5 separate regions of the Mus musculus genome follow, and all the other regions are linked to region 1. Evidence: chromatin loops called from intact Hi-C (ENCODE). Cell type or tissue: heart. All regions are shown on one strand. Region 1 holds the start of Cyp17a1 (cytochrome P450, family 17, subfamily a, polypeptide 1). Region 2 overlaps Cnnm2 (cyclin M2). Region 3 overlaps Pcgf6 (polycomb group ring finger 6). Region 4 overlaps Sfxn2 (sideroflexin 2). Region 5 has its middle 24 kb from the start of Ina.

Region 1 (5,000 bases):
TTAAAATGTTACTCTGTAATTTTTGTGTTTAAGATACTAGTTAGATATTTTATATGATTTTTAACTAGTGTTTTATTATTTTATAGGCATGAGTGTTTTACCTGCATGTATGTATGCAGACCGTGTGTGTTGGGGGTGCTTTCAGGGGCCAGAAGGTGCTTTCCTGGAACCAGAGGTACAGAAAGTTGTGAGCTACCATGTCAGTGCTGGGAATCTAACCTGGGTCTTCTGGAAGAGCAACGAGGCATCTTGACTGCTGAGCCATCTCTCCAGCTCTTAGTTAAAGTATTTTAAATGATGCATTTTACGTTTTATACATAGTAACATGACAAAATCATTTATTTCCAGAAAATATTAAATAGCCCATTCAAGAGAATGTACCTAGAAAGTAACCAAGCTATTTGAACAGAGACCTGCAATGGCCCTTGAGCTGATGTTCTGTGTACCTGAAAGCCTATGACTTCTGGATTCTTATCATCACTGCCTTGTGTGACCTTATGCAAACTAACCCTAAAAGACCTCTCTCTCCTCAACTATCAGATAATAAGACTGAAGTCTCTTTGACAGCTTTGGCTAGCTGCAACCTGATGACATTAATTATTAACTGTGCAGCACTTTTGACATTACAGCACGCACTCTGAAACCTTGATCTTAATCTGATAGCATTTGCCTCTGGGAGGATCCATAGCGCAGAAGCCCCAGGGAGATGACCAACTCTCTGCTCTTTAGCCAGCTCCTCCTCCAGGAGTTCGTCCTTAATCTGAGCCAGCCCTTGTGGAGGCCAAATTCCCTCTCCTCTCCCTTTTCTGGGTGAGGACTCAGGCTTGGAGACACTCCAGGATAAACTTCTGCAGGCCAAGAGATAACACGTCTTCAAGGTGACAATCAGAAACGCCTTTTAAAAGTTCTCCTTCTCTGCTGAAATTGCTGTAGCTTCTCCACTCCACAGCTGGCCATCTGCCTACACCTGGCTGCCATGTGGGAACTTGTGGGTCTCTTGCTGCTCATCCTGGCCTATTTCTTTTGGCCCAAGTCAAAGACACCTAATGCCAAGTTCCCCAGGAGCCTTCCATTCCTGCCCCTGGTGGGTAGTCTACCGTTTCTCCCCAGACGTGGTCATATGCATGCCAACTTCTTCAAGCTGCAGGAAAAGTATGGTCCCATCTATTCTCTTCGCCTGGGTACCACAACTGCAGTGATTGTCGGTCACTATCAGCTGGCCAGAGAAGTGCTCGTGAAGAAGGGGAAAGAATTCTCTGGTCGGCCCCAGATGGTAAGCAGTGCCAACCCTCCTCTTCCTCGGTCCCTGGGGTTGTACAGTTCTTATTTCTTTCAAAATCAGACTTGTGGGACTGCTCCCTCAAGACCCTACCGAACCTCTAAACTGGGAAGGAGGAATTAACGGGAAAACCCTTGAATGGCTTGTCTAGCAAGATGGTGCAGGGACCTGCAGAGCTGAGAAGCCTGTATGCCACTCACCTTCCCCTCTATGATACGATAATCATTCTAGAATATCCAGGCAAAGCCTTTAGCCCAGACCCAGAGCTAAAGTTCTCTATAAGTGTGACATTGTTGGGAAATAGGGCAGTGATTGCATCCTCCACCAGAAGATGCTTGGAGAAGCGGCTGGCATCATGGAGGGCTAGGACTGCAGTTTCTCTTATATGGCTTTGGCTCACAGATAGCTGGGGGAATATTACAGGGGGAGAGGGGACAAGGGACAGGGACATACAGTAGTATCTTGGGGCATCTGTTCTCATTTGTGCTGACTGTTGAGTAGCCATCCTACAAACACCACCTGTGCTCCCATGACCCTGTTGCAAGTGTTCCCCTGGGTACCCCGATAGAGGACGACCAGCCTCAGCTTTTAACAGGCCAAAACAAATTCCTTTTCCATGCGCTGGTCAGCCAGCGTGGCTGCCCAACTGCCAGGCTCTCTCAGGTTTGGGTTCCTCTCAGAAGCAAAGGAATAAACTGGGCCAGGTGACGGCAGCACACGCCTTTAAGGCTAGCACTTGGGAGGCAGAGGCAGAGGCAGGTAAATCTCTGGGTTTGAGGGCAGCCTGGTCTTGCCAATGCTATACGGGGAGAAGGAAGGAAGGAAGGAAGGAAGGAAGGAAGGAAGGAAGGAAGGGAATAAAACCATCACCACCACCCTGTGAATAAGAGACTAGCCTGGTGGGTTTTGGGGAGAGTCGGGGATGGAGAATGAAGACTTAGACCCTTGTGTTTTGTAGATGGCATCTTTTAGAGATGATAGCTCAAGCTTAAGTCCAACCTGGGAGGATCAAACATCTGCTGTCTCCAAATGAGGATCTGAGGCTGGGTGCACAGGCCAGCAAGTATGGCTTTAGCAGCCTGGTGGTTGGGGACAAAAATAGAGCTGTCTTGGAAGTCTCTCAGTCTCCTCGTCCCTAGGACAGACTCACCTAGCTCATCCCACCCATAGCTGACTCTCCAGGTCAAAAATTGAACTAGAGAGTCCCAGAGGGCACCCTACTAATGACCTGAACCCCAGGGCTCTTGCATTCAAATCCAGGGTTCTTTCTGTCTCCTCGCTCTACTGCCTTTCATGGAACTTTAGTGAGGACTTTGGGGCGTCCTACTAAGTAAGAGAGGCATAGGGATCTCACAGCACTCATCAGGACTGCAGATAGATAGATGGAGAAGCCTGAGAGTTCCGGGAGTTTGCCTGATAATGCCTACAGCCTTGCCTGCTCTCCAAAGGTGACTCTAGGCCTCTTGTCGGACCAAGGAAAAGGCGTCGCCTTTGCGGATAGTAGTAGCTCCTGGCAGCTGCACCGGAAGCTGGTATTCAGCACCTTTTCCCTGTTCAGGGATGACCAGAAACTGGAGAAGATGAGTGAGTGAAAGGCTAACCCTTAGGGCTAGGGGGCTGGGGAAGGATGCTGGGCGGCTGGGTGCAGCCATTTCTTAGCGGCTGCTGCCATCAAGTGGCCATCAGCTCTCTATGCCTATCCCTGGATAAGACCTTGGCCAGAGGCGACAGCGTTGACTGATCCCTCCTCTTCACTTTCCTCCCTCTTGTCAGTATGTCAGGAAGCCAACTCACTGTGTGACTTGATACTTACATACGACGGGGAGTCCCGAGATCTGTCTACGCTCATCTTCAAGTCAGTAATCAATATCATCTGTACCATCTGCTTCAACATCTCTTTTGAGAACAAGGATCCGATACTGACTACCATACAGACCTTTACAGAGGGTATTGTGGATGTCCTGGGCCACAGCGATCTGGTGGACATATTCCCGTGGTTGAAGGTGAGAAGGAGATCCCACTGCGACAGTGTCCCCAGTACTTTCAGTTTCCATGACCATCTTTCTCTTCCAACTCTTCCCACAGTCATCTGCTCTGCCTCATACAACCCCAGACACTTGGTCGGCATTTTTATCCTCCAGGCCGACTCTCATATAGCTCACACTGGCCTCGAACAACCTAAGCAGCTGAGAATGACTCTGAAATTTTGATCCTCCTGCCTCCAAGTCCCAAGTACTAGGACTACAAACATGTACTATAGTACTTTGCTGTGTCTCTCTTTTTTTTATGTCCTGTATCTTCCTACTCAGGGCTATTATTCTCTAGTTGCCATTTGTCAGCAGTGAGCACCTGGTAAGTGTTAGTCACTGGAAGCTTCCCCCAGGAGGTATACCCAGTTATCCTCAGTGCTGAGGAGAGACAGACACAGGCTTAACCTATTTGAGGAACATGCCCAAGTCCTTAGTCTCAAGTCTGACTTATGATAAGGGAGAGCACAACACTGTCAGGGCTTGGTGATGGATTGAATTGAGAACATGAGGACTCTACCCTGTACTCCACTGTTTAAAGTTGTCCTTCCTGTCTCTGGTAACCACATTCCGCTATCTTCTTGCCTTTCTTGATAAAGGTCCAGACTGGCGTGGAGACTTTCTTAAACCGAAAGCTAAAGTCTGCCTCTCGCCAAGGATTTTCCTAATTGCGTGGATGGATTTGACATTTCCTTCTCTTTCCAGATTTTTCCCAATAAAAACTTGGAAATGATAAAGGAACACACTAAAATTCGAGAAAAAACACTGGTTGAAATGTTTGAAAAATGCAAGGTAAGTGATCAAGAAGAGGCGACTGTGAGGCTGGAGGTATCTTGAGAGCAAGGCTGTGATGCATTTTGGACACTGTGAGATTCCCCAGAGCCTAGCAGGGGGGCTGGCACATAATGGGTTAACTGCTAGAAACTGACCTATTAATAAATGGGAGGGGGGAGTGAGTAACTGAAACAGTTCTTAGAGGGACATAGAGGGAGGCACAGGGCTATTCCCTACCTCTACCACCTCACAGGTCCTGCCCAGTCCCTCTCCACTCTCACACACCTTGCTGTGTCTCTGGTATAGGGTGGAGTGTGGCAGGGATGTTGGAAGTGAGGCTCCCTCCTCATCCTCTTCTCTCACTGTCTCTCACCCCAGGAGAAATTCAATAGTGAATCTCTCTCCAGCCTGACAGACATTCTGATACAAGCCAAGATGAATGCAGAAAATAATAACACTGGGGAAGGCCAGGACCCAAGTGTGTTCTCAGATAAGCATATCCTTGTCACGGTGGGAGACATCTTTGGGGCAGGCATAGAGACAACTAGCTCTGTGCTGAACTGGATCCTGGCTTTCCTGGTGCACAATCCTGAGGTGAGTGTCTCCCCAACTCTTGTCTTCCTATAGAATCCAACCAGCCAACCATTATGGGGGGCAGGCAATGCCTGGAGCCTTCTGTACAGATAACTATAGCCCCACTCTGCCTCTCACACAAGCAGAGGCTGACTCTGGCTCTGGGTTAAAGTTTTCCTGTCTTCTAGAAACCAGGCCTAGGCTACAGAGCCATCACTGGATAGAATCATTCAGGCTGTTCTGGGTATGACCACTGGTCTCTGCTATGCCCATGTCTCTCTTAGACTTGAACAAGCTGGTCATATGGCCTTGTTCTGGCCCTCAGGTGAAGAGGAAGATCCAAAAGG
Region 2 (5,000 bases), 200 kb before region 1:
GCAGTCTAGACTCCAGTGCAAACTCCACATCTTATAACATGCTGAAGACGAGTAAGACTCTGGGCAAACCTGGGGCAGAGCTGCAAGGCCCAGACCTGTGAGGTGGGATGAGAAGTGGGACAGGCAGCCACCATACAGACTTTCCCTATGCCCGGTCACCATGGATCCTGGCCCAGAGTTCCTTTCTAGACCTCTGTCGTTTATGTTTTCTGGACAGCTCCATCTTAGGCAGCAGCCTTGGCATTTTCAGGCTGGCAGGAAGCTGGGAACAGCGCTGTGGAAACAGTGTGCAGCCCGGTGGCCAGGCTTCCCCAGGGTCTAGGCAGGCAATGGATCAATGATTGGGTTAGGAGAAAGGAAGCATGCAGAGTTACCTGGAGAGCCCGCAGCTAACACCTCTGTCCTGCTGACAACAAAGGTGCGAGACAGGGACAAAGGAACTGGAAAATGGAGAAAAACAGGGTGAGACCACATTGAAAGGCAGAGACAGATCTTCCCATCCAGGGGACTGCAGTGGACGCTGTCTCACTAACGTGAGCATCCCACCCCACAAGTAGCAAAGCCCACTGCTGTTACATAAAAGGAAGGGACACAAATGACTTCCCCAGAACAGTATGCCACTGGGAAGAATCTTGTCCTTGTGCTCTTTTCTGGAAAGTTCTTAAACCTCCAACACCCAGTTGAGGTCCACAGCTCCAAAACAGGCTGTTCTCAATGTCTGAGTCACAATTAGCCAAGCCTCAGCTGGTAGGGGCTCTAAGAATAGGCCCACGCTGCACTGCGGCGCTCACTCACCATGCGGCCTCACAAGCCCCTGATTACCCAACTCACTGGTATTATTGGTTTCATAATTTTGGCTTGATACTTTGAGTTGCTTGAGATGATTGCAGATTTCAGAGCAGAGGCAACTGTACAGACTGCCTGAGAATGGCAGACAAAGGTTAGGCTCAGCACTGCTCACTCTGATGGGAGACTAGCCCCATCACAGGGAAGACCCCAAGAGCAGGCCAGGAGGGACAGGGCATGCCTTCCCACATGTCCCAAGGACTGAGGGCTTTATTTTACTGCTTTGTGTCAGGACAAGGTCTCAACCTAGAGCCCTGGCTGGCCTGGAACTTGTTCTGTAGGCCACTCTGGCCTCAGTCTCACTGCAGACCTCCATCTCTGTTTCCCCAGTAGACAGCTGACTCTCCATTTACATGTGAACATGTGCGCCGGCCATAGCACATACGTGGGGAACAGAGGGCAACACGTGGGAGTCGTTCTCAAGTCACCAGGCTTGGTGGCAAGCACCTTTACCTGCGATTTCCTCTTGAGCAGACACAGGCAGGCCTTAATGTCCTGTACTGATCGGACATCTCAGTGAACACACAGACCCCCAGACCCAGGTCAGCCTTTGAAATGAATGATGGGGGCCTCCTGGTGAATGGTCAGCTCTTTGCTGCCTTTTGTTGTTATTTTTTTCAGTTGGTTTGAAAGGTCTCTTATGGTCTAGGGTTAACCTCAAACTTACTACTTAGCTCAGGCTAGCCTCATGGTCCTCCCACCTCCTTCACAAGGGCTGGAACTAGTGTGGCCACCATTCCCAGCCTTTTGCTATCCTGTTCTTCGTGGATTTTCCCTACACTACTGTTCACTGTGAGCGAGGCTAGTGTTCAGGTTTAAATAACCAGTCATCAGCAAAAGTGTGTTGCTCTCATCAGTTTACAGAGATGCCTTAAAAATAGGGGTCTGTTAACCTACGCTAACTCGAGACACATAGTCCCAGAACAGTCACAATGATAATACCTTCCTGTGACATAATGTTTCTTCCTGTTGTTCTGTTTTCACACTTTTGAGACAAGGTCTGTGTAGACTACGCTGACTCTGAACTTGTAGCCATTCACCCACCTTTCCCTTGTATTTTAAGGTCACAGCACACTGTCTGCACAGCACCTCATTGTGTCCTCCTGGATATTATGGGACACCAAGGGCTTTTCCTCAGTGTCACCACACAGTGGGAAGGAAGATCACTTTCAAGTTCATAACAAAGACCTTCTAGGAGGGACCACGCAGGCTCATGTGCACACTCAGGGACAATGTCCCTTAGGACAGCAAAGCCTGCACGAGAGAGCAAGGAATCTTGACAGCTTACTGGCTTTTTAACGCTTACATCCTTATGCCAGTCACACTGCTGCGTGGGACAGCAGGGGAAGACAGATGTCACAAAGACAAACTTGCCTGAAGGGTTGCCATTGCTGTTACATTTTTTTTTTTTTTCAGTTTGACAACCTTCCTTTAAAAAGGACTGTGGTTAGCTTTGGCCGTTGTAAATGTTTCCTTGTACAGAATGTCCTTTTGTATTCTGGCCACCAGGTGGCACCACAGCACCTCCGTTTACCTGCCTAATCTACTCCTGGCCAGGGCAGGCAAGCAATAGCAAAGTTGGGTGCTGACACCCCTGCAGGCCCCTCAGACTCTCAGAGAACTTGCTCAATCCCCGTGGTGGCATAACCACGCACCACAAGCAGCCAGCTCTCTAGACAAACAGTAGCAGCAAACTCCCTCAGCCTCTGGGAGATGTAACGGAAAATCCCCAGAAGAGCTACTCTGTGTGATAGACTTAGAATGACTTGGAATGGAGACCAGGGAACACTTCCCAAAACAGGCGGGGCAGGGGGGGGGTGGCCGGGGGGGAGGGGATGTAACAGACACAAGGCTTCTGGAAGTGCTAAGCTTCTAAAAAGTTCTAAAGCTAACTAGCAACTCAGCAGACCCCAGCGCACACACCCACAGAAGACACGCAGCTTCCGCAGGTGCCTCTAACAGGAAATAGCCTTCGGATGGTTAATCTAAGGGTTAGCATCCCTTGAGTTTACAGTCGCCATGGCAACACACCTCTGGTATGTCTCTTGAGAGTACTTCCAGGGAGGTAAATGGGAAAGACACACTCCTGAGAGTGTGGGGACACAGTCCACAGACCGGGGCTCTGGACTGATTTAAAATGAGGGCGGGCGCTGAGCAGCAGCACTCCTCCCTTCTTCCGTAGCCTCAGGTGGCCTTAGTGCATTGCTCAACCATCAGATGAGGGAACTGCAAGCACATAGTAGGGATGGGAAGGAAGCACACCCACGCAGAGCCCAGATGACCATGGCAGCACAACCCGGGCAGAGGAAAACAGAGTCAGCCCACTACATCCTGTGTCCTACAACGTTCGAGAAGTGAGGGGGGACCTCTGGGGGACAGCGATTCAGAGGAGGATGCTTACTCTCTCCTCTCTCTATCACTAAGGCCTTAATAGTCTGCCTCTCCTAGTGTGTACAGCTGTGTTCGCTGGGTGTGGAGACCTATGAAGGCGTATACCCGGGATGGGTACAGCTTCTGTCTCTATGATGCGCATCAACGAGAACCGATTCATGCTGGGCTCAGGGGAGACTGAGGGAGAAGGGCTGCGTCTTCCTGAAACAGATGCCGGGGCTACTCACCTGGAGAGGCTGTGAGGGCCATCACACCATAGTAGGAGAAAGCGCTGGCTTCAAACTTCATGCCTTCTTTCCCAGCTTCCACCTCCACCTTCCCCTGTGGGAAGAAAAGGTGTGACTTCAGCTTCAACGACACAGAAAGCTAGTCCTCCCTGGGCTTGGCCACACTCCTCTCCAATGATCCCAAGAAAGACAAGCTCTGGAAAATAAAGGGGCGGGCATATTCATCTAAACTAGAGAACTGTGTTAGGCTGGACCTCTGGAAATAACGATAAAGGGATCAGTATCTGTGGGCCCACTTAACATTTTCCCCACAGCCCCAGCTCTTCAAGGGCCCTCGGTAATGAAAAGCAGCGGTAAGCCAAATGCTGAGGATGCTCTCAGGGAAGCCTGCCTCAGTGAAGCAGAGGCAGGAGTATCAGAGACCTATGACCAGCCGGACTCTATGAGGCCTTCAAAGGAGGGGGGGGGGCTGGCGTTATGGCTCAGTGGGTAAGAGCACTGACTGCTCTTCCAAAGGTCCTGAGTTCAAATCCCAACAACCACATGGTGGCTTACAACCATCTGTAATGGGATCTGATGCCCTCACAGTGTGCTCACATACATAAAATAAATAAATTAAAAAAAAAAGAGGACGGGAGAGAGAGGAGAAAGGGGGGAAGAGAAGGCAGGCCCGCAGGCTAACACCACACCACACTTTAAATTCACTAATGCCCAGACTAGGAGGCAGACACAGGTGATCCCCCTTCCAAGTCGGGAAAGAGGAACCGGGAAAAGCAGACGATCCAAGAGCAGCCCTCAGCACCTGCCACCCCATGAACATGAACTATCCCATCACCTCCCTAGGGTGCATTCTAGTCTGGATTAGTGAAGACCCTTCTTTTGCACACCCCCTCCGCCTCTCTTTAGGCACGGGAAATCCTAGCCAGACCCTATGAACCATCTTCGACTGTGTGTGGTGCTGCAGCTCTAACCCTGCCCCTCATGTCCTCCAGGCAAGCGCTCTGCCACTCAGCTGCACCCCAGCACCTAAACCCAGAATTTTAAAGCAACCTGCAAAGGAGCAAGAGTTAGAGCATCGCAGCCATGCAGCCATACCCTACCCAGAGGAGCCGCAAGCAGAGAGGAGCCACAAGCAGAGAGGAGCTGTATTCCAATGTGAGGGAGGCAACCACCCGAACATGCCATGAAGAACAGACAGTATGGCCAGGCATGGAAGCACATGCCTGCAGGCCTAGCGCTCACAAAGCAGGGGTAGGAAGATTGCTACAAGCCCAAGGCCAGTCTGGTCTTGTTTCCTGTGCCTAAAGAGAGGCAGAGGGGGTGTGCAAAAAGAAGGGTCTTCAGTAATCCAGACTAGAGTGTACCCTAGGGAGGTGACATAACATAACAAAGTTCCAGGCCAACCTGGGCTGCAGAGTGACATCCTATCTAAAAACTGTTCTCAAAGCTGGAGGCCGAGACGAAGGCTCAGTTGATAAATGCCTGCCAACCAAGCACGAGGACCCAAGTTTGGGTCTCCATCACCATGTGAGAGAC
Region 3 (5,000 bases), 370 kb before region 1:
TTCTCTGTCTAGCCCTGGCTGTCCTGGAACTTACTCTGTAGACCAGGCTGGTCTCGAACTCAGAAATCCACCTGCCTCTGCTTTCCGAGTGCTGGTATTAAAGGTGTGCGCCACCATGCCCGGCTCGTGTTTGTATTTTCTTACACAGGTATCCACTTGGCAGGACTCCCTCTCCTTGCCACGTGTGGCCTAGGAGAGAGACTCACTTGGTAACAAGCACCGTTACCAACTGAACCTTTTTCCCCCACTTTAAGATTACTGATTTGACAGATTAATTGGTAATTTTAAGGAAAAGGAGACTTGATCAGGACTTGATATTTTGGTCAACAGTTGTAATACTTGTGTGATTCATTCCTTAAAGATCTCAAGTTTGTGAAAATTTTAATCCTACATCAGGTTCTTTGTTTTCATCTCAAATAGCTGCTCCACAGCCAGTCCCTTCAAGCAAAGGAAAAACCAAGAAGGTCCTAGAGTCAGTGTTTCGTATTCCACCTGAACTTGATATGTCTTTATTACTTGAGTTCATTGGGTGAGTGACCTGAAAAATTTACCATTTGCTTATTTTTGGAATTTCAAAGTAAGATTTTACATTTAGCCTAGGCTAGCCTTGAACTCGACACATTCGTTCTCTTGTGTTTGATATGCACTTGGTAAACCACCATGCTATGCTGGGCTGGCCTCTTACTACCTTTTGGGGCTATCGAGATGGCCCAGTGGTTAGAAACATTTGCTGTTCTTGCACAGGACATGGTGGTTTAGTTCCCAGTCATGTCATACAGCTCACGACTCACAACTGTCTGTAAGTCCAGTGTCAGAGGGTCTGGCAACATCTTGTACAGGATGCATACACTCAGGACACACACATTAAGTAAATACATTTTATTTTTAGGTTTATTTTTTTGTGTTATGAATGTTTTGTTTGCATGTATGTTATAAGCGTGTACGATGTAAATGCCTGATGTTGAAGGAGTTGGGAGAAGGGTGTTGGATGCCTTGTAACTGTCCTTACAGACAGCTGTTAGCTGCTTGGTGGGTGCTGGGAACCCAGGTCCTCTGTAAGAGCAACAAGTACTTTTAACTGCTGAATTATTTGTTTTTCTTTAAAGAAAGAAAATTGTTTTTTAGCTTTAAAGTCGTGACTTTTCTTCTCAAGGCAGTTCTTTAGTCCATAGTTGCCTGGAATTTTTGGTTTTGTCTTTTTTTTTTTTTTTTTTTTTTCTTTTTTTCCGAGACAGGGTTCTCTGTATAGTCCTGGCTGTCCTGAAACTCACTTTGTAGATCAGGCTGGCCTCGAACTCAGAAATCTGCCTGCCTCTGCCTCCTTAGTGCTGGGATTAAAGGCATGTGCCACCATGCCCTGATTGGTTTTTTTCAAGACAGGATATTTTTGTGCATGTGTAGCCCTGGCTGTCCTGAAACTTACTCTGTAGACCAGGCTAGCCTACCTAAGATTAAAGTTATGTGCCACCACAGCCAGGCTTTCAATTTCTTTGTGGCTAGCTCATCTTAATTCTAGATCCTCATGCCCAAGAGTGTCCCAGAATGCAGCTTGTGCTACCAGGCCTCCATAAACAAAGTAAGTCCAACAGTTCTGAAATAAATAAATTATAGAATACTTAAGATTGAGAAAAATGTTAGATTAACATAGTAACCGCTGGGATCCGTATCCTACAGTAGCACACACAGTCCCAGCATGGAGGAGCATCACTGTGTTCAAGGCTAGTGTACTGGCTAGTTTTGTGTGTCAACTTGACACAGCTGGAGTTATCACAGAGAAAGGAGCTTCAGTTGGGGAAGTGCCTCCATGAGATCCAGCTGTAAGGCATTTTCTCAATTAGTGATCAAGGGGGAAAGGCCCCTTGTGGGTGGGACCATCTGAAAGCAGGCTGAGCAAGCCAGGGGAAGCAAGCCAGTAAAGAACATCCCTCCATGGCCTCCGCATCAGCTCCTGCTCCCTGACCTGCTTGAGTTCCAGTCCTGATTTCTTTCAGTGATGAACAGCAGTGTGGAAGTGTAAGCTGAATAAACCCTTTCCTCCCCAACTGCTCCTTGGTCATGATGTTTGTACAGGAATAGAAACCCTGACTAAGACAGCTAGCCTCAGCTGAATATCAAGGCCCTGCCTGCTTTTGCTCTCCCATTGCCCAAAAGGAAAATCTGACCAAAGCCATTCCTAATAGAACAAAACTAACCGAGAAACAAAACCACTATTAATGCAGCAGAAGCCTTGAGTATATCTATGATGGCTTCCTCTCCCTCAGCTTTAGTAGTCACTCCCCAAAGATTCCTTTGCAGTTTTTCATTTGGTTACTGAAGGGTCAGAAGTTCGTGATTAGTTGCAAGGCAGGCCTTTTTTCTCTTCCCTTTTGTAGTTTTAAAATTAGACTGGGCATGGTGGCGCTTTTTTTTAGTTCCAAGCCAGCTAGGGCTACATAGTGAGACCCAGTCTCATAAACAAATACACTCCCTCACCCCCCAGGAAATGAAGTATGGAGAGGTTAAAATACTGGATTAAACTGGTTTTGTTTTACCACTAGGTGGCAGAAGTGACAATTATATTTCTTCCCAAAGACTTGGGTAACCATGTTTTAAAGTAAAACATGGCCAGGTATAATAGTGTGTGCCTAGCTTTTGGGAGGCGGAGGCGGAGGCAGGCAGATCTCTGAGTTTGAGGCCACCAGGTTTCACAACCACTGTGAAGTTCCAGAACAGCCAGACTACTCCAGAGACTGTCTCAATCCACACCTTCAAAACACAAGAAAAGAAAAGAATAGCATGCTGGTGTGGTAGCACAGCTGTAAAAACCCAGCATTCAAGAGGTGGAAGCAGGAGAATCAGGATTCAAAATTAGCCTCGACTATTTAATGAGTTCCAAACAAGCCTGAGAAACATGAGCGCCTATATATATATATATTTTTTTTTTTTTTTCTCAAGACAGGGTTTCTCTGTGTAGCCCTGGCTGTCCTGGAACTCACTTTGTAGACTAGGATGGCCCCGACTCAGAAATCCGCCTGCCTCTTCCTCCCAAGTGCTGAGATGAAAGGCATGCGCCACCACCGCCCGTCTTTTTTTTTTCTTTGCTATCTTAAACTTCATTTCAAATCTGTGTACGTGCTGCCCAGCTTGCCTGCCTGAGTTGGGTCCCAGGAACTTAGGATGGAAGGAGAGAAGTGACTCCTGCACGTTGTCTCCTGACCACGCACGCAAGCAGCAGCGTGACCGCCATTGTAAATAAATAGATGTAAAGTTTATAGCCCTCCAAGGAGGCACACGGCTCTAATCACAGAGCTTGGGATGCAAAGCTGAGTTCAAATCTGACTTCGAGGCCAGCCTGGTCTACAGAGTGGATTCCAGGATGTAGAGAAAACTTGTCTCCAAAACACACATACACACACAAACCAACCAACCAACTAACCAACCAAACAATTTTTTTTCTGAGTAAAATGAATTGCTGCATATGAAATGTTCATGTTATTTTTCTTTTGTTTTATGATTAAGCATGTAATTTAAAATATTGTTTTGATTAACTTTTCCTTTCTTTTTAGTGCTAATGAAGACACCGGACATTTTAAGGTATTTCATTTTTTGTTTACTTTATAAGAGGATTCTGTAGGTATAAATTCTGAATCAGATTAGCAACCAAGTAGAAATTATCTTCAATTAAAATATAAATGTTTGACAAGTTACTGAAATTCAACAGTAATACTATAGTAGTTTCTCAGAGTAAGAAACATTGACTAGGGACTTGTTACTGATTCAAAGAAGTGAAGTAAGGAAAATAAGTAATTTACAAAGCCACATGCCCCATTGATTGGTAATTTTTTTTTTATATTTTAGTTTTTGGAGACAGGTTCCTTCTGGCCTTGAACTTATTAGCCATGGATTACTTGGAATTCTTCATCCTCCTGCCTCTACCTTCTAAGTGCTATAGCTACAAGCATGTCCCACTAGGCCTGATTTTAATGTGGTAATTTAAAAAAATTCTAAGAGTCAGATGTGGTATAACTACTCTAGAGGCTGAAAAAGAGGATCAAAAATTCAAGGCCAGCCTGGGCTATTGTAGTGAGACCAGTCTCAAAAAAAAAAAAAAAAATTCAAAGTGCTTTTGTGTAGTTGGTGCTTAGAGTTTAACATGAATTTAAACTTGTATATTTAACATTTTTGGCTGAAGTTAACCTGCCTTAACTTGTCACTTCAAGCATTCACTGAGATTTGAGGTAAGAACTACTTTGTATTATACTTTGTCAGTTGTTGAGATAAATAGCAAGCTAGAGACACCTACGAAAGTAAAATCTCTGTGATACAGACTCTGATTACTTTTATTAAGGAAAGGTCAGGGTTGTTTCGTTTGTGGCATCTATTTGAAGAGTTTTTTGTTTGTTTTTTGGTGTTTTTTTTTTGTTGTTGTTGTTGGGTTTTTTTTGTTTTTTGTTTTGTTTTGTTTTGAGATGGGGTTTCTCTGTGTAGCCCTGGCTGTCCTGGAACTCACTCTGTAGACCAGGCTGGCCTTGAACTCAGAAATCTGCCTCTTTCTGCCTCCCAAGTGCTGGGATTAAAGGTGTTGGCCACCACCACTGGCTTTTTCGAGAGTTTTAAGGGAAAACCCATGGCTGTAGAAGTCCCAACACACAAGGCTCAGCTGCCCACCCTAGTGTGACATTTAGAGAGATGAATGGTTGATGCAATACTTAACTTGCCTAGCGTGCGTGAAGCCCTAGGTTCATAAATGGAGTGTGTTGCATATTCTATGAGTCCAGCACTTGTGAGATACACGTCAAGTTCAAAGTCATCGTGGATTACAGGAGACTCTGAAAAAGATATATTGATGGAAAACATTAGAAAGAGGTTTAATCAGTATTGCCACAGCAGGAAGAGGAGCAGATAAAGAGGTTCCATGACTCAAGTTTGTCTTTAGGTCACTGGCATAGTTTTTTGTAGTGGTGAAGGTTAATTGTGTTTTTCAAACAGGTTCTGATTCTGTAACCTAGGCTAACCTGGAA
Region 4 (5,000 bases), 83 kb after region 1:
GGCAGTCCACTGCCTCTGCCATTGTCTCCCAGAGACCTCCCACTATTGCTCAGTATTATTAGCTAAATGAAGCTACCTTGCTCCCCCCAATCAGATGAACTGATAGAAACTGGAAGAACATGTGTGGGTCCCCTGTCCACTCTCACAAAAAGCCTGAGAAGGTAATGGTACCTCCCACTTGAAAGCTGAGGTGACCGAGGCCTCGACTAGGTATTCAAGGGTCCCTCCCACCCTGATATTTGAGGTGTTCCCCATCTTACTCATGCCAGGGGCTGCCATGGTGATCCGAGAGATAACCACTTGTGCGATGCCCACAGCCGCAGCTCTCTGGGGGCAGAGAAGAGCTGTCAGGGATCACTTTTCAAGTGTGCATGGGCTGCACTATATAGGTGAGGGGGGAACATGGCCAAGTCTGAGCAGGTAAAGGCATGGATGGACCCACCAGGAGCCAAGTGCCCTTACCCAACCCGCCTGCCTGAAATGACGTGGGAAGCCTGTCTGAAGAACTAAATGAGGATGGGGGGTGTCAGACCTGCAATGGCACCCAGGACAAGTGTGAGGCCATCGAGGAGGGATGGGGTCTGAGGAGGAAGTCTCTCCTCTGCTTACCTGAGAATGGCCAAGCTCATTTTGGTTCCTGTCCTTCACACAGATGCCCTGAATGAGTTCCCTAAACAACAGAAGTTTCTAGATGTTAGGAAGTAGGTGCAAGGAACCTGCCGGGCAGGTGATCCCATCAGGTCACCAGCTCCAAGGACTGATGCAGGAGGAAGCCCCTCCTGCAGCCTGGCCCTTTGGTCTCTCTTCTTCATCCCAGTAGATGGTATCTCAGAAGCCATCCTGAGCAGAGGCCAAGAAAGCCAGCCCCGGATCCTCACTGCCTCAGCGGGCAGACTCCCAAAGCTGTAGGCGTATGTGTGACCTTGAGAATGGTCTTTAACCCTTCTAAACCTCAGTGTTCCTCATGTGGAGAATAGGGATAATCCTGACACCTACTTCATGGAACCTAGTGAGGATTAAATGATCTACTGGCCAAGTTCCGAGATCAGTGCCTGACTTAGTACCTATTCCCCCAAGCAGTAGCTACTCTGTGTAGACAAGCTCTTGGCGTCCCTCAGTTGGAGACCAGGTAAACAGCCATACGCATTCATCTGCTTGGGGAGCTAGGCAGAGCAAGGAGTGGAGGAGAGTGGAGAGATGTGCATGCACAGCACTCCGTAAGCTCTTTCTCCAGGGGCTACCGTGGTGAGCCTCCACCTGCCAAAAAATGTGGCTGTAGTTACTGACAACAGTGGCAATGGCATCCAAGATACCCAGCCCTATGCCACCCGTGTTCTAGAAAAATACAAAAGGGAAAAGAAAACAGAAACTGGACTGAGGATGTAGCTCAGTAGTCATCCTTGGCTAGTGTGCATGGCGAGCCTCTAGGCCTAATACCCAGCATGTCAGAGAGAAAAAACAAAACAGGAAGAAGAAGCAGCAGCAGCAGCCACTGCCACTGCCTCTGGAAATGTACGACTATAACCCCAGCACTCCAGAGGCAGAGGCAGAGGCAGAGGCAGATCAGTGCAAGCTCTAGGCCAGCCAGGACTACACAGTGAGATACAGTCCGGAGGCTAGGAGCACACATCACTTTTGCAGAAGACCTATGTTCAGTTCCCAACACCCACATCAGTTTCACAACTGCCTGTAACTTCAGCTCCATGGAGATCCACTGAGTCCAGTCTCTGCGGGCACCTGCACTCACAGACACATACCTACACATACATACACATTATTAAAAATAAAACCTTTAGTCAGGCATGGTGGCGCATGCCTTTAATCCTAGAACTCAGAAGGCAGAGGCAAGTGGATCTCTGTAAACTCAAGGCCAGCTTGGTCTACATAGTAAACTCCCAAGTCAGCCAAGGATACAAAGTAAGTAAGTCTCTCTCTCTCTAAAAAAAAAAAAAAAGACTCTAAAAAGAAGACAAGAAACAAAACCTGCAAGATACAATGGGTTTCTGCATTACCTTTTGTGAAAAGCTCCAGGGCACACCTGCCCCGCCCCTGGCTTCTCGGAGCACGTGGATACTGTGCTAGCATTAGATGCTCAGTTCTGCAGCATTTCTGCCAGTAAGCTATTCTAAGAGTTTGGGAAGTTAGGCAGCATTTACAGCTCTGACTTTCATTCCCGTGGCCAGGATCTAAGCTAGGGGTATAGTTTTAGGGACAGAGCACTTACCTAGCATGCACAAGGCACTGAGTTCAATCCCCGACATGGACAAGAAAAAAGGACTGGTCCATAGGTCCATGACTAATCAACCCACTCAACCCAATACACTAAATTTAAATCGCCCACTATCTTAGGTCCATTATAGAGGAATGGTGGCCCTTGAGGTGGCCCACTGGTCTTCTCTGTACTGCCCAGCCCCAGGAAGCTACTGGCTCAGCGCATTGGCCTCCTTTCCGTCCCTGCTAACCCTGTGATGGAGAAAGAGAACAAGGCTCCCTGTACTCACTGCTGTCGCATCATTGGGATATTGACACAGTTAGCGGCAGCCACAGCGGCAAAAGGCACCCATCGGCCCACCAAGGGTGGGGCTCTCTGTTGAAGGCAGGGAACAACAGAAGTTATTCAAGCTCAAACAAGAGGCTTTGGAATATACAGGAAGAGAGGCAATCAAACACAGCCAGTGACATATGTCCAGACATCCACTCTGGAATCCTCAGACTCCTATGAGCTGGAGCAAGCTGTTTTCACTGGAACTCTGCTGCCCTCTGGTGGTCACTGTGCCCACAGCTCCCCATTCGTACGTACCTTTGTCCACATGTTCATGCCCACTGCAGTGGCCACCGCAGTAGTAGTAGCTGTGAAGTAGGAGAGGGCCATCTGCCTAGTGAGAGAGAAATTCGAGATGGATGAACACGTAGGTGTTGGGAGTGGTGTCACAGTGGCTCAGGCAGGGCCAGGGTCTCTTTAGCAAGAGACTCGAGTAATTGGGCTTCAGGACTCGTGTGACCTGTCTCACCCACATTCCCATCACTCAGTGCCAAGCACCCTCAGTCCTCTCTCAGAGCATTAAACACACAGCACTTTTTCTGCCTCAGAGCCAGTGTATATTGCTGCTCCCTGTTTAGAGAACCCTCCCGGCCTCCTACATATTTGAATCCTTATGCTGGCTAGTTTTATGTCAACTTAATACAAGCTAGAGTCATCTGAAGTGGGACCCTCAATTGAGAAATGCCTCCATAAGATCTGGCTCTAAGGCATTTTCTTAATTAGTGATTGATGGGGGACGGCCCAGCCCATTGTGGTTTCTTAATTAGTGATTGATGGGAGACAGCCCAGCCCATTGTGGGTGGTGCCATCCCTGCACTTGTGGTCCTAGGTTCTATAAGAAAGCAGTCTGAGCAAACCAGAGGGAGCAAGCCAGTAAGCAGCAGCCCTCCATGGCCTCTGCATCAGCTCTTGTCTACTGCCCTGCTTGAGTTCCTGCCCTCCCTGCTTTTGGTGATGAACTGTTCTATGGAACTGTGAGTGAAATAAACTCTTCCCTCCCCAAGTTGCTTTTCATGATGGTTTCACCACAGCAATAGTAACCCTAGCTAAGACAACACTGATCTTTCAGAGCCCAGTTGGATGCCATCTCTCCAGAAGGGATTTCCCAAGGGAACAGTCCAAACAGAGCCACTGCTGTCCTGTCCCACCATGCATCTCCATGACAACAAAACGGCAAGCAAGCATCACTACACACTCGTCCATGTGTTTGGTTTGGTTGGGTTATTGAGAGAGATCTCAACATGTAGGCTGGCCTTGAACTCACAGAGCTCTGCCTGCCAGCCCAGTTAGAAGATCTTTAAACAGAGCCTCTTCTTACTCATAAGGGAATCTCAAGCCTCTAGAACCTTGCCTGGCACATAATTAACACTCAGCAAAATTCTGGGACTAAAGAGATGGCTCAGTGGTTAAGAGAACCAGGTTCAATTCCCAGCTCCCATACCCAATGACTTATAACACCTGCAACTCCAACTGGAGGGTATCTAACACCTTGTGGCTTCTGCACACACATATGGCGATCAGTAACAAAAGACACACACAAACAAAAATAAACCTTGAGGAATGAGAGATGGCTCAGTGGTTAAGAGCACTGTTTTAGTTTTGGTTTTAAGACAGGGTCTCACTACATAGCCCAGGATGGACTGAAACTCACAGAGATCCCCTGCCTCTGTCTCCTGAGGGCTGAGATTAAAAGTGTGAGTCACCATGCCCAGCTTGTTTTTTTTTTTTTTTTAAATTACGTGTGTGTACATGTGAGCATGCATGCATGTAGAGGTCAGAGACCCCGGAGCTGGACTATTGGACCTAGGTGGTAGGATCCGGACTTAGGAGCCCTGGCAATGCAGAGCATGCTCTAACTACTGAGCCATCCATCTCTAGAGCTCACGAGCACTGGCTGCCCTTGCAGAGGAGCCAGGTTGTATTCCCAGCACCCACAGGGTGGCTCACATCCATCTATAACTCCAGTTCCAGGGGATCCAATACCCTCTTCTGATTTCTGTAGGCACAGGGCAAGCATGACGTGCACAAAGAATAACACAAAATAAATAAATCTAAAAAGTAAAAATAAATATATATTTTTTTAAAAAATAGAAAAGAAGCCGGGCGGTGGTGGCGCACACCTTTAATCCCAGCACTCAGTAGGCAGAGGGAGGCGGATTTCTGAGTTCAAAGCCAACCTGGTCTACAGAGTGAGTTCCAGGACAGCCAGGGCTACACAGAGAAACCCTGTCTCAAAAAAAAAAAAAAAAAAAAAAAAAAAAAAGAAAAAAAGAAAAGAATAAATCAGTCAAAAGAATGGATATTTCAAAATAGTCTGGGGAAAAGATACTCTCAGTTGGTCTTAATATTTCAAACACTGGGAAAGGGTAGTCTGGCCACCTGCCCAGAGTGGACCCCACTCAGAAAGAAGTTCACGAGTGAGCGGCAGGGCTGCTCAGAGAGTCAGAGGATAGCAGCT
Region 5 (5,000 bases), 320 kb before region 1:
GGTGGTTAATGGCTTGGAGCTTTTAAAGCATCTCCTGGAAATGTGGGCCGGATTTCCTGGAAATCTGGACCGGATTCAAAGGCTCACCTTTCAGTGTCTTCATTAAGAACGGCCTAGTACATCACTCTCCAAACTCAGGGGGTTTTGAATTCTTTCTCAGTTGCAGGCGCGAGAGTTGACTCAGGAGATTTGACTTGTTCTCTGTACCCGCCGTTGTTAGCGTATGGTTTTAGACCTACACTTCTCCCTGGCTGTGTGGTCTACATTAAGTCACTGAGGTTTCCTTTTTCCAGCTATAAATTGAGACAGTAGCAAATTTGCAGTAGAATTGCATTAAAGTGGCCATGGAAAGTTATAGGGGGTTGGTCTGGTGCTACTATGTATTCAAAGGCTAAATACTGTATCCCAAGACCTGGTTACTCCAAGATGAGTGAATCTCACATACACCAGCTTTTGTTGTGCAAACCTTGTGCCCTCCCCCCCCAAGTTATCACTGATTATAATAAGGATACCTATAGCCTGGGCTGGGCAGAGGGTAGGGGACACAGCAAAGATCCCCGGACTTGGGGTCTGAGGTAGGACCATGAGGAGGAGGAGAAGGAAAGAAGACACCACTGTGTAGGTGGCCATGAGGGCTGGCCTGATGGAGTAGGCATGGCCCAGGTGGAGCACGGCCAGTGATATCCCCGGGAACAGCACCAGGGAAGCAGACAAAACAGCACAGAGGATTGGTGTCTGCCCAGCTCTAGTGCTCTTTTTTTTTTCCCCTCAAAGATTTATTTATTATTATAAACAAGTACACTGTGGCTGTCTTCAGATGCACCAGAAGAGGGCGTCAGATCTCATTATGGGTGGTTATGAGCCACCATGTGGTTGCTGGGACCTTTGGAAGAGCAGTCAGTGCTCTTACCCACTGAGCCATCTCACCAGCCCAGCTCTAGTGTTTTTTTGTTTTTTTTTTGTTTTTTCTTTCTGAGACAGGGTTTCTCTGTATAGCCCTGGCTGTCCTGAAACTCACTTCGTAGACCAGGCTTGCCTTGAACTCAGAAATCCGCCTGCCTCTGCCTCCTGAGTGCTGGGATTAAAGGCGTGCGCCACCACGCCCAGCCAGCTCTAGTGCCCTTAAGCTCATTGTAAATCTGAAGATTTCTGTGTCTTTTATCTGGGAACAATATGGTCTGAAGTGGAGTAGAAACCCCTTAATATTCAAAGACAACAAGGGGGTGTAGCAACCCCAGAATAATAATTATCACAACAAAACATAATTGAGAGCGTGTATGGGCAAGTACCCAGCTCTGGTTCTGGCCCTCATTAAGCACTCAAAAGTATGATTCTTTAAAAATATACATAGTCGGACTGGAGAGATGGCTCAGTAGTTAAGAGCACTGACTGCTCTTCCAGAGGTCCTGAGTTCAATTCCCAGCAACCACACAGTGGCTCATCTGTAATGGGTATCAATGCCCTCTTCTGGTGTGTCTGAAGTGTGCACATCATATTAAAAAAAAATCTTAAAAAAAAAAGAATATATGTAGTTAGCTCAGGCTCTGAAAACTGTTCGAACAGTTTTGTAAAACGGGAATTATATATACATATATATATATATACACATATATATGTGTATGTGTATATATATATGTGTATATATATATGTATATATATATATATATATACACCTCTATAGTTTAGAAATAACTCATACAGGCAACTAACCCAATAAAGGAGACATTGAAGAAAGTTTGGGGAGATTTGGGCTGATTAGGGTCAGGGTTCTTTTGGACGAGTCAGGATCTGAACAGGATTTTGCTAAAGATTTAAAGTACGGATGAGTACCACTTATGAAGTACAAAGACATAAGCCACACAGAGAGCAGACTGGCTCTTGGCTGGGATTGAGCCTAAGGCTGTTTCGGGGGCAAGGAGTTTAAGGTTTTTCCAGGAGTTACCCAGTGAGCCCAGAGAAAGACTGGTGGCCGGTCTCTGTGCAGTTGGTAAATTTACCACTAGGGGGCAGTGTTGACCAACAGCTTGTCCCTTGCCCAACTTAGGATTTGAGCCAAGGTCTTGGTTAGTGGAACACTTTGAATAGAGGTCGCAGTGCTGATCATTGCAAGCAGAGCCTGCGTGGTGAGTGTCAGGACCTAAAGGTCAGGAGTTGAAATGTATTACTCAAGGTTTTAAGAAATCTATTTATTTGTTTTTGGTTTTTTTTTGTTTTGGTTTTGGTTTGGTTTGGTTTGGTTTTGTTTGGGTTTTTTTTTTTTTTTTTTTTTTGGTTTTTCGAGACAGGGTTTCTCTGTATAGCCCTGGCTGTCCTGGAACTCACTTTGTAGACCAGGCTGGTCTCGAACTCAGAAATCCGCCTGCCTCTGCCTCCCAAGTGCTGGGATTAAAGGCGTGTGCCACCACGCCCGGCTAGTTATTTGTTTTTTAATTTTTGCGATCTCACTATGTAGCACTTGATTGACCTACAACTTGCCACGGTGACCAGATGGCACTGAGCTCACAGAGAGATCTGTCTGCTTCTGTGTCTTGAGTGCTGGGATTAAAGGCACGAGACACCACACTCCCCTTCCTTCCTTCCTTCCTTCCTCCTTCCTTCCTTCCTTCCTCCTTCCTTCCTTCCTTCCTTCCTTCCTTCCTTCCTTTCTCTCTCTCTCTCTCTCTTTCTTTCTTTTAAAGATTTATTTATTTTTATTATATGTAAGTACACTGTAGCTGTCTTCAGACACTCCAGAAGAAGGAGTCAGATCTCTTTATGGATGGTTGTAAGCCACCATGTGGTTGCTGGGATTTGAACTTCGGACCTTCGGAAGAGCAGTCAGGTGCTCTTACCCACTGAGCCATTCCCTGCCACCCCCCACTTTCTTTTAAAACTATTGATATGTTTGCATGTATCTGTCTGGTGTGTCTGTGTGTTTGTGTGTGCATGCACGTGTGTTTTCATGTCTGTGAGTGTGGGCACCACACCTGCCCTGGCTCACATGTAGAGATCAGAAACAACTTTGGATGTTGGTCTTTGCATCCCATCTTGTTTGAAATAGGGTCTCTTGTTCTCTGGTGCAACCCTAGGGTAAGTGGCCCACAAGCGTCTGGGAATTCTTCTGTCTGTGTTGCTGTAGAAATGCTAGGATGATGCACTGTAGGGCATATGGGAGCTTGTTACCAGGCAGGCATGAGAAGTGGTCAGGCTGAGTGAGCGCAAGTCCCAGGGATCTCGGGATTGAGACCGGCAGGAGCGGAGCCGTTCCCTGCCGCCTCTACCTGCCCTGGAACAGAAACCACAACACCCCACTGAGGACCGTGGTGATCAGTCATGTGGCATAAAAAACCTCAAGTACTCCACACTAATGAGGTACCTAGATAAGCCCCTGAGGGTTCAGCCAATTAGCTTCCCTTCCTGTGCACTCCTTCCCGCAAAAGGTATTTGATCCCCGGTTCACCCTGAGTGAAGTGTATGCAATTAATATCCACCATCAAATAAACCAATATGACCAAGCAAGCTGCGGGGAAGGCCTTCATCTTAAAGAGCCTCGCCTAAACTCCCGAAGAAGTCCTTCTCTCTCTTCTTCCAGAGCTCACTTGTAATCAGACTGGTCCCGCCCTTCCTGGACTCTGTCTTCCCCTTCCTGTCCAGTGCATGGATGCCCCAAGGGGAAGCATGGACCATGGACCCTGTGCCCCGACTCCCAGCTGTATGCCAGTGGCGCCCAGGTACATAGGAGACTGGGAACCACGGCATAGGTCCCAGACCCCGCAGCAGACCACCATTCTGGGGACTTCGTTCTGCCTCCCCCGAGCTGCATGCCAGCTGTGCCCAGGCATCCCAGCGGCAAGGCAGGACGCAGTTCAGCAATGCACACTACTGCAATGGCTTCTGGGTATCTACCCACAAGGCCATCTCCCCATCCTGAAAGATGTTTTTAAAAAAAAAATACTTACGAATTTATTTCTTTAGTTTTCATTTCTTTAACATCTCTTTAATTCAATAGCCAAGGAGTGAGGCAGGCATTATTATTCTCATTGAACAAATAATTTATCACTGGGTCTCTAATTATCCCACCCTACCACCCAGTGACGAATACAATCTGCTTAGCTGGCTACTGGTTAATGTAACATAATGTAACACAATATAACACAATGTAACAACTGGTGAAGTGTAACACATGGAAGGAATGTGGGCCTTGGCTTTGGCTGACTTGGAGATCATATGGGTCAGCTACTTGAGTCCAGGAGGCCCCAGCAGTGACTATACATCACTTTAGCCACCTGTAAAGGCCCCTCCCGCCAATGAATGGCTGGTTGCCATCCAGGGCTATGCAGAGAAATGCTCGCCTCTCCCCTCTTTCTGCAGGAGCAGCCAAGCAGATCATGAACCTGAGAGCCCAGCGGTTGGTTCCAGCCTCTGGGTCAGGGGGCAAGGAGGCTGAAGGGAGGGGAGTGCCTGGGCACCCTGCCACAGCTGCACCTTTAGTTAATATTTATTCTTTCTTTCTTTTGCCCAGAGACTAGGGGAGCCCAATCACAGATAGTGAAGAAAACTCCAGGGCTAGGAGAAGCTGGTTCCTGTCAGGGGTGACTCAGGCAGACCTTTACAGCAGGCAGTGCCCCCACCTGGCTCTGTGCAGGTCTTTTGTGTGGTTGTTAGAGACCACACTACTTATCTGCTCAGCAGAGCAGTCTCCTAGGAGTGCAGGAGGGTGCGGCTGGGTAATGGGTACAGAACAGTTTTATCTTTCTGCACAATGACTTTCCCTGGGGGGGAGGGGGAGACCCCTGGGTCTCTTCAGGGCGTGGCACCCCTTTTCATTAAAACTGCCTTGTCTTTCTAAAACGCATTTTGTTAGTGTTTTCTTTCCCAGAGGGGACTTGTAAATTGAGCTCCTTATTCCTCAGCGCGATATAGAGCTGACCAGAATTTCTGCCAACTCATTGTTCTTCCTCTCTGTGAGCACGGCTTCTCAGCGCCGTGAACCACCATCTTCAGAGTCATTAACGACATGA

The links. Hi-C counts contacts between places; a loop is a spot of excess contacts. Peaks named below come from ENCODE experiments on the same cell type or tissue, not always from the same donor. Only the 100,000 strongest peaks of a DNase experiment are listed, where the experiment ranks them.
Region 2: a loop joins it to region 1, with 8 times the contacts of the local background. A loop is called at or near these places in 36 of 42 quality-filtered maps.
Region 3: it touches region 1 in a loop (2.3-fold over the local background); 3 of 42 quality-filtered maps call a loop at or near these places.
Region 4: it touches region 1 in a loop (4-fold over the local background); 8 of 42 quality-filtered maps call a loop at or near these places.
Region 5: it touches region 1 in a loop (2.3-fold over the local background); 16 of 42 quality-filtered maps call a loop at or near these places.

The regions. Positions count from the first base shown.
Region 1 is chr19:46,668,820-46,673,819 of GRCm38, reverse strand. It overlaps Cyp17a1 (cytochrome P450, family 17, subfamily a, polypeptide 1), which reads left to right and starts at 820. Exons shown (of 8, transcript NM_007809.3): 1 at 820-1,273; 2 at 2,728-2,863; 3 at 3,053-3,282; 4 at 4,012-4,098; 5 at 4,459-4,674; 6 at 4,979-5,000. The coding sequence starts at 977. The region is part of intron 1 of Gm41857 (predicted gene, 41857); the gene reads right to left. RefSeq lists a cis regulatory region at 580-679 and a promoter at 1-952. In heart, a CTCF peak has its summit at 2,966 (motif pointing left); a DNase peak (open chromatin) is centred at 2,939; H3K27me3 peaks cover 885 bases.
Region 2 is chr19:46,867,096-46,872,095 of GRCm38, reverse strand. It overlaps Cnnm2 (cyclin M2), which reads right to left. Exons shown (of 8, transcript NM_033569.3): 5 at 3,465-3,558; 6 at 375-440. Among named protein-coding and RNA genes, the nearest start is that of Nt5c2, 93 kb to the left of the region's middle. In heart, a CTCF peak has its summit at 2,335 (motif pointing right); a DNase peak (open chromatin) is centred at 2,415; H3K27ac peaks cover 261 bases.
Region 3 is chr19:47,041,339-47,046,338 of GRCm38, reverse strand. It overlaps Pcgf6 (polycomb group ring finger 6), which reads left to right. Exons shown (of 10, transcript NM_027654.3): 6 at 421-529; 7 at 3,546-3,573. Among named protein-coding and RNA genes, the nearest start is that of Pcgf6, 7.1 kb to the left of the region's middle. In heart, a CTCF peak has its summit at 2,528 (motif pointing right); no DNase peak of the experiment used is centred here.
Region 4 is chr19:46,585,811-46,590,810 of GRCm38, reverse strand. It overlaps Sfxn2 (sideroflexin 2), which reads right to left. Exons shown (of 12, transcript NM_053196.3): 5 at 2,801-2,876; 6 at 2,502-2,587; 7 at 610-670; 8 at 261-327. Among named protein-coding and RNA genes, the nearest start is that of Wbp1l, 11 kb to the left of the region's middle. In heart, a CTCF peak has its summit at 2,770 (motif pointing left); a DNase peak (open chromatin) is centred at 2,760.
Region 5 is chr19:46,988,357-46,993,356 of GRCm38, reverse strand. It overlaps a transcript of Nt5c2 not described here. Among named protein-coding and RNA genes, the nearest start is that of Ina, 24 kb to the left of the region's middle. In heart, a CTCF peak has its summit at 2,000 (motif pointing right); a DNase peak (open chromatin) is centred at 1,996; H3K27ac peaks cover 1,115 bases.